Regions from separate parts of the Mus musculus genome. Here region 1 is linked to region 2. A link is a loop called in an ENCODE intact Hi-C map of the cell type or tissue named here. Cell type or tissue: heart. All regions are shown on one strand. Links, peaks and the distances in the headings refer to the core of each region. The heading gives the core; the rest is flanking DNA. Region 1 overlaps Ryr2 (ryanodine receptor 2, cardiac). Region 2 has its middle 270 kb from the start of Gm40666.

Evidence for each region. A loop is a pair of places that touch in the nucleus more often than their neighbours do. Peaks named below come from ENCODE experiments on the same cell type or tissue, not always from the same donor. Only the 100,000 strongest peaks of a DNase experiment are listed, where the experiment ranks them.
Region 1: a loop joins it to region 2, with 16 times the contacts of the local background. A loop is called at or near these places in 17 of 42 quality-filtered maps.

The regions. Positions count from the first base shown.
Region 1 is chr13:11,561,816-11,566,211 of GRCm38, forward strand. The region is part of intron 100 of Ryr2 (ryanodine receptor 2, cardiac); the gene reads right to left. Among named protein-coding and RNA genes, the nearest start is that of Ryr2, 540 kb to the right of the region's middle. In heart, for the core only: a CTCF peak has its summit at 2,027 (motif pointing left); no DNase peak of the experiment used is centred there.
Region 2 is chr13:10,939,884-10,944,279 of GRCm38, forward strand. No RefSeq gene overlaps it. Among named protein-coding and RNA genes, the nearest start is that of Gm40666, 270 kb to the left of the region's middle. In heart, for the core only: a CTCF peak has its summit at 2,350 (motif pointing right); no DNase peak of the experiment used is centred there.

The DNA of each region.
Region 1 (4,396 bases), core at 138-4,137, 620 kb after region 2:
AGCAGGAAGTGTATATATATATATATATATATATATATATATATATATATATATATATATATATAATTTCTTGAATTTTCTTCTCTTTTATTCTTTTCTCATATATTACATCCCCACTGGTTTGCTTTCCCCTCCCTCCCCTTCCCCCAACCTCTACCCTACTACCTTTCTCCTCTAATAAATCTCCCGCACACCTTCCTCAGAAAAGAGCAGGCCTATCAGGGACATTAACCAAACACAGCATAGCAAGTTACAATAAGAATTCTTAACATCTACTGACTAGCTGCTAATAGTATCTTTATATATAGTATAATAATAATAATAAATGACTTCTACATTCATACCCTGGCACCTCCCACAATCCTACCCCTCTATTAACCTCCCCATCTGTAAGTGTTTGCTGTACATCCTCTGAGCCAGGTGGTAGCCTTTCCCATCAAAACCACATCCTTCCAGGACAGAAGTCTGAAGGTCTTCCTTAGCCTGTCCTACACACCCTAACTTATTTAACACCTGCCCCTTACCCCTTCCAGACTGTTTAGCTGCTCCCTCTGCAGTGAAGGAGAAAAGCCTGGCACTTTGTCCACAGCTCAGCACTTGGTTCACAGGCCCACAGTCCCATCCCCATGTGATCCTGCCAGGTTGATAATCAATCATATGAAATACCATGCTCATAGAAGTACTTTCTCAACCTAACATACAATAAGCCAATGTCAAACCCATGATGACATCTGCCCTGAACCCCCCTACTATAAAAACCCATCTAGACCCACCAGCCCTATTCTGGACCCTAGAAAAGGCTCTTTGTGGTAGTGAGGCCAAGAGAGTCCTCTAGAAAGAGTTGGTTTAAGGCTGTAGCACCCAGACTGGTTTAGGCCTATCAGCACACGCTGTCTTCTGGAGGCTCTCGTGTCTAGATTGATAGTGCCATCTACTGAGTCTGTGTCTAGATGTTTTAGTGACAGTCACTTGAAAAAAATAGAACCAAATATCTACCTTTGGGACACTACATTGATTCCTTGAAACTTGGTGGCAAAAATTGTCCACAGTGCCTTTTTGAAGAAAGTATAATTTATTTTCAGTGTTTACTTCTGTTTTCAGTCTAAACTCTTTATACCACATATACTGTTTATTTTTACCAAGGAGAAAATGGTGTCCCATGCTCTGCTCTGAATGTGAATCTTCATACATAGACCTGAGGCCATGGGGAACAACGATGATGGTCGCGGGTGTCCTGGCTGGCTAATGTTACTGTGACCGGGTATCTTCGGGAGGTCGGAGGGGCTTTCTTAGCCTCAGACTTCCAAGCAGAGCTCATGGTGGCCACACTGGTAAGGTGTGTGAATACCCACTGTTGTCTGGGGCTCAGCAGTCAAATTTTCATGCTTTTCCTGAAAATCAGAACCCTCTTTCTCCACATTTCTTATCATAGACTGAGCCTAATTAGGACTAAAGTGGAAGAAGGTGGTTTGGAGACAGAAAACTACACTTCTTTCAGGGAATCTGAAAAAAAAAATGAGAGGAAAAAAAACCTGGGGAAAGATCAGGAGACAGAGGTGGGGTATGAGAGGGCTCAAAGGAAGTGTGGCAGAGGGAGGGGTGGTACCAGGGAACCAGGAAGCAGGAGCCAGAGACCTTGCTGGAAAGATGAAGTTGGATACTAATTAACTGAGGTGATGGCCAGTAAGTGCATAAGCAGCTAACTTCCCCCAAGCTGCCTCTTATCCTCATTATCTGAAAGGGGTGGGGGCTGAGGGTCCTCTGGTCCTGCTGAGCTTCCTAGGACAGGCCTATGCACCCAGGCTCCTCAGCTACCACCATTTTGCCCCCAGCTATAGACTTTTTTTTCTCACACTCTCTCCTCCTACATTCTCAAAGATGTAGTTCAAATCCTATGAGGACACGGCTAGTATAATTAAGATTCTTAGAATGAAACATCATGATCTTGGGAGGAAAGAAGGAAGACATCCCTGGGTGAGTCCTAGAGTTTGTAAAACTTTGGCTGCAGTGCCACCTGCTGGAAGTGACAGAACCCAAGGGTTGAAGTTCCTGCTGATAACTGTTCTCATCCCACAGAGATAAGCCTGAGCAGCAAAGATTCAGTTTTCTCCTCCTGAAAGGAGGCACCAGACACCCTTCCTCACAGAACACCCAAGCTCTTCACAGTTAAAGGCAAGATACAAACCTCATGGCTGTATGCAGAGAATGCCTACACCATCCAGAGCCACCAGTGGTCTTGCTCATGGCTTTCAGAAGTCCCTCAGACTGATGATTTACAGGCTCTAGCTAAGTCAAGAGCCCACTTAGTTATCCTAAAATGAGACTGTGATGTTAAGCATGGCGGTCAACTTGATTTGATAAAGAGGCGCCTAAGAGTTTAGTAAGTGTCCCTGAGGATGCTAAGTAGGCCATGAAAGCTCTGATAGAAGGAATGGATGAATCTAAGGAATGAATCTAAACAGTGCTGAGATGTAGAGGGAGGAAGAGGTGGGGCCGTGATGGAGGAAACAGGTCCTGGTGACAGGTGCTCCAAGCTATCTTGCCCTTTAGAACCTACTCCTCTTTGCTTCCTGACCACCAAGAAGCAAACTGACCTGCTCCACCATACATTCAGTACCACCACCAGCACAATCTAACCTCTGAAACTGTGAGCCATGACACACAATCCGTGCCTTAAAGCTGCTCTCAAGCACTTTGGCAATGGCAAGGCAAAAGTAAAATGGAGATGAGTTTCTCTGCCTTCTGTATTCACATCCCACAGTGCTAGACAAGCCCAGCCAGGCAAGGCTGTGGTAGTCCTAAGAAAAATTAAGGAAAACACTAGAAATGCATATGGATATTGAGTGAAAACTGAGTCATCTCAGGAGCTGTGACTACAGATGATCAGTCACATGGTGCCTCATGATATGAGCAACTAACATAACAAACAGACTTTGATACATATGTACAATCTCTTTAAAATTGTAAAAATTCTAATTCCTAGTATGAGGAATGGGCTAATTTCTCCATAGATCCACTGACTGGAGTTATTAAAAGCTTTAATATGTTTTAACAATTAAATTTGGTTTTTTTTTTCTCTTCTGGCCTAAATCTCTTTCTTTACAGTAATAGTTGGGCATCTTCTTAAACCTGTGAACTGAATGAATTAAAGTTACTATCCACTGTCTAGCCACACAGTTGACCCTTTGTCTATTGTCTTATTTTTATCATGTTTTAAAATTACGCCGGGCGTGGTGGCACATGCCTTTGATCCCACCACTTGGGAGGCAGAGGCAGGTGGATTTCTGAGTTCGAGGCCAGCCTGGTCTACAGAGTGAGTTCCAGGACAGCCAGAGCTATACAGAGAAACCCTGTCTCGAAAAACCAAAAAAAAAAAAAATACTTTTTATTTGTTTATTGTGTGGGGGTGGGGTGCCATGACATGGATTGGAGGCCAGAGGACACCTTTCAGGCATCTCACCTTCCAGCATGCAGGACCTGGTGACAGAATTCAGATTGGCTGTAAGGCTTGGAGGCAGGTGCCTTCCCCACTGAACATACTGCAGGCCCTGGCTTATGTCTTTTTAAAGGTGTGATGAGAACTTTACCCATCAGGACAGCATCCCTGCATAGCTAATATATTTTGGCCAGCTTATTGTTTGCCTATAAGACTTGATATATTTTTTGTTATTTTCAAAAATAATAATTTTTGCTGTTCACACGTTTCTATGTTTTATATACTATTCAGAAAGTCCTGTTTGCCATTAAAATTTATTATTTTAAGGACTCAAACCTGTCTTGTTACTGTCTTGAAGAGAAAGATTGGCATTCATTTTTACCACTTTGCTCTCAGAGACTTATACATGGTCAGTAAGACTTATTGGTTTTTTTTTTATTTTATGATCGTAAAAAGCAACATTATCATAGCTTAATTTCTTTAAGTATTTGTATGTACTTCAAGGTACTCTATTCTATTCCCAAGGAGGTGCAAAAATACCTAATTTACTATTCACCAGAGTATCTTCCAGGAAATTCCCTTTTTTAGAGAAAATTCTAGAGAAATCTCATCCTATCAGCCCCCTTGACACTCACACACAACCCGGCCCTTGTAGGTATTCCAAGATGTGAAGGGCTCACCAAAAGTTCTTGCTCTCTCCAGCTAGCAATAGTTCCTTTGGCTTAATTTTCCCCTCCCAAACCTAAGTGCTCATGGAAAGTAATTTTTGTGATTTGCATATGAAGTATTCCCTGATAGAGTCATTGTCTGAACACCTAGTCTCCAGTGGGTAGCACAGTTGCAGACGCTATGGAACCTTCAGTAGGCAGCACCTTGCTGGAAGAAAAATGTCACTTGGGAGGTGTTGTGAAGTCATATTGTCTAACTCTGCTTGCTGCTTTGTTTCTTGAGTATGGATGA
Region 2 (4,396 bases), core at 77-4,076:
GAAAATCAGCATTTATGAGTTCACTTTATTATTTGATGGTAAATCTCAAAAAGATTGATATTAAAGCAACCTGTGCCATTCCCTAACCTTCGTACTGAGCTGCAGAGGAAGTTTGACCTCACGTTGAGAACCTGTATGGAAGAGTTGAGGCCTATTTTCTTCCATGGGTTCCCAAGCTAAGTGAAATCTAAATTGTGCTAATAGATCCTATAACTGATACCACCACCATAGTTTTAAGTCAGATAAAGAAATACTCAATTAAGTGTTCATTTAATTAGAACTCTAAGCTATGTCCTTCTTCATAGTGTTAGTTTGGTTCAGTATTTTCAAGTATTCTATTCAGTAAAGACTTGGGATTTTATTCAGCTCAGATGAGTGTTTCTTCAAGACCTTCTTTTTCCCCTTTAGCGTAGAACAGTGATGAGGAACATATAGACTGTGAAAGTGTCTATGCTTTATTTTTTTATTAGATATTATCTTTATATACATTTCAAATTTCAAATGCTATCCCGAAAGTTCCCTATACCCTCCCCCCCTCCCGCCCTGCTCCCCTACCCACCCTCTCCCGCTTGTTGGCCCTGGTGTTCCCCTGTACTGGGGCATATAAAGTTTGCAATACCAAGGGGCCTCTCTTGCCAGTGATGGGAATTAAAATAAATAATTCTCAGGTAAATTCCAGGTAAAACTCAAATGTCAAATACAGTTTGATAAAATGGATAAAATAGTTCATATAACTGAACATTAACTAAAGTGTAACCTATGAAAATCAAAATCTATAAGTAAAAGTTGTCTGTTGACAGAGTGGCAAAAGAACCACTTTCCCTATTGTTCCACTGAATAGCCTCCTTTGTGATACAATTTTCTTTTCTTTTCTTCTCTTTTCTTTTCTTTCCTTTTTTTTTTTGTATAAAATAGAGTTTATTCATGGCATGGGGAGGGGAGTTGAGAGTGTAGTAGAGACAGAGAAAGGCAGAGAGAGGAGTGGAGTAGAGGCTGGCCATGAGCATGTGGAGAGAGAGGGGGAGGGGAATGGAGAGAGACAGGGAGCAGGAGCAAGAAGACAGAGCAGGAGCAAGAAAGCAAGATGTCATGATATAATTTTCCAATGACCAAATCTGAGAAAAATGAGTGATATCTACCAGAGAACTTGAACATCACTAATACCACATTATACTTGATTAGAGCTTTCAGACTAAATTCTTCATTCCATTCTCTCGTCACCTGGAGACAAATGCACTTTGCTAGTATGGACTTGGGTTACATTTTCCATGCAATATATATTGCGGCAGCCTGTAGCTGGAGGATTTAGTACACCTTCCCCTTACTTCTCTCAGAGTGTCCCAGAAAAAACATGGCCTCTCACATTCCTGCAGACCAGATTTCTATCACATTCAGCTCTCTATTCCCATAAGCGTGGCAACAATATATCATCCTGGAGATTTAGGCTCACATACTCATTCAAAACACAGAACCATTCTTAAAACCACTTATTGAAAGGGAACAATCCAGAGCCCTGAGTTAAATATAAGTCCTGTCATCATAGGTAATTATAAGTATTATTCAGTCAGCTCAACCAGTTCGCCCTGAGCACCACTGACACAAATGTATTAGGGTTAGGGGTGAAGCTCCTTGATAACACCCCCTGCCTAGCATGTGCAAGACCCTGAGTTCAATCTGGAATATGGGTAACATCATCAGCACATGAAATGCTAAACTGGAACAGCATCTTTGGGTCATTCTTTTGAGTGCTAGAGGCAACCTTATCCTCATTTACAGGTCTGACTTAGATCCGTTTCTATTGGCACTCTCAAACTGGTCCACTGCAATGGCTCTCCAGTTAGGAAGAGTCAAGAATCGGGCAACAAATGGAGAACCCCATTAGCATTCCCCAGATACTCCTTCATTGCGCATGAGGCAATGGTTTCCCTCTCTTGCATTTTTACAACAAAACAAACAAAATAAGGAATAAGACACAGCATCTTTCACTATTCTATATTTTACTAGCACAACCAAAGCTATGTGTTGCCCACAACATCGTATAGACTCAGTACAGCCACGGAGGCTTCCTCTAAGACAAAAGGGGACACTTTCAGGGTAGAGTCTCTGGCTGATCACTTGAGCAGGGAAAAAAAAAGTGATTTCTAAGTTACTGATCTTAGAAGGGGTCACTTTTCTGGGCATATTTCCCACAACAAAGTCCAAAACAGATGAACAGAAAGAACTTGTTTCTGATTACAGCATCACTGATACATATATGGAGAGTAGAAGAGGTCTGATGCTCTCTAATTAAATGTCCCCAGCTTTCCCATTAGAGATGCTGAACATCCTAGGGCCATGTATTAAAAAGCTTGATCACCAGGTGGCGCTCTCTAGAGGAGCTGGAATTCCTTTTTTTTTTTTTTTTTTTTTTAATTCCTAACAGACTGGCTATGGGAGTCTTTCTTTTCTGGATTTGTATTCATTTAGAAGAAATTACTAAGCATGTCTGTGAGGGCAGTTCAACAGAAATTATCGAAGGAAGAAAGATCAACCCAGAATATGGGCATCATCATACCATGTGACACACACAAAAGAGAGACAGACCAACAAGGTTTCAGCATTCATGGCTCTGTTCCGGGCTGATGACTCAATATAACCAACTGCTTGCCAATCAGGCGATTACCACCAGAGCCTTTCTTACTGCCAACAATGTATTCTCCACACTGATGAACTGTTGCATCAAAATGTGGGCCAAAACCTTCCTACCTTGAGTTGCTTTGCTGGGTATTTGGTTAGGTCAACGGAGATAGTAATTAATATAAACACAAAGATTGTACGATAGTCTATGTCCTTCTGTATTTCTTTGTGTCACCAGTTTCAATGCACACATGCATATGCATGAGAGAGAGAGAGAGAGAGAGAGAGAGAGAGAGAGAGGAGAGAGAGAGACTGATTTGAGCTCAACGACAGAGATGGTAGATTTCATGGACCAACATAAATAAAATACAGACTCCAAAAGATAAGAGGCATTCTCATTTCACCAAACTCTGCCTTTAGATCATGGAAGAGAGCTGTGGTACAATAGAGACTAAGTCATTCATTAATAGTGAAATTACTGAAAGAGGGGAGCTGCCCAAAAGCCCTCTAACATCTTGCTTTGCCATTCCTCCTTCCAGTCCCAGTGTTCCAGTGACTGAATGTTCCACTGTGAGAGAAAGTTAGGCAAGAGACCTATAAACTAGCTAGATGATATTTTCATTCATCTCAAGAAAATAAATTAGTTTCTGTACATCATACCAAAAGCTGTATGGGGAAATAATCTGGATTTACAGGGGAAAAATGAGGGAGAAAGAAGTAGAGGTAGTCTCCTTTTATGGTTTGGAGAATTAAGGTTTTGCTGTTTCATCTCTAAAGGTATTCACAAGAATTGATTGAGAAACCATCCAGGAACTCCCACTGAAAGCCACCTGCTCTCACAAGCCAGATGTCAGTGTTGTAAACCTGGTTGAGTTGTAAATACTGCCTGATTATGGCTGATTTGGTCTGATCAGAGATGCCTGCAGCAAGCACAATGGCATCAGATAAGGCCTGTGGGAATGTATTTGAAGGTGACTGTGCCTTGCAAGTTTACATTTCATAGCCAGGCACAATTTACCACATCGCTGTCAAACCAATTTGCACATTCAAATAAATTAAATTTGAAGTATGAAGCAGAAATCAGAAAGGACCCACCATGTGATCCCACTAACCAGAGATGCTTAAGAGGGAGGAAATAGGGGTTTAAAATATTGCATCCCTTTAGAGATGAGGCAAATCCTCTTCACTGAGGCGGCACTACAAGAGTGAGCAGGGCGTAAGCTTCATGAGTTATATAGATTACTAGTTATTACACCTACTAGCTGATCCTGCAATACTCCTGGAATTTACAGGTTTTCATTAGACTCGAGCTTTTGTTACAAGGCTGCCCACACAGTATCCGCTCTTTCCCAAGCATACCTTTAATTTTTCCACCCATTTTGAGCCAAGAAAGGAAATGGACTATACAATCAGCTACAAAACTGGCTTACAGAATCAAAACAATGCTCTGAAAGGATGGTTCTGTGGCAGCTCTCTGTTGAGGCACAGTGCACCACGCCAAAGTGTTCTGCCTTCATGCGGCCCTGATTTAATTGCTCACAATGCGGGGAATCAGCCACCAGAGCTAGGCTGGTTGGTTTGTTTTCTTCTCACCTACAGCATCATGAAGAGAAGCATCTGCTGGTCCTGGCTGGAGGTGGAGCTTCGCCTGTCTTCTCTGCTTTCACACTTGGCATTGAGCCACATTCATTGATTTGGATGAACTGTATCAGGGTAGTTTATTAAGTGGGCACAATCAATGTAAACACACACAGAGCATTTTCATGTTAGCTGTATTTGT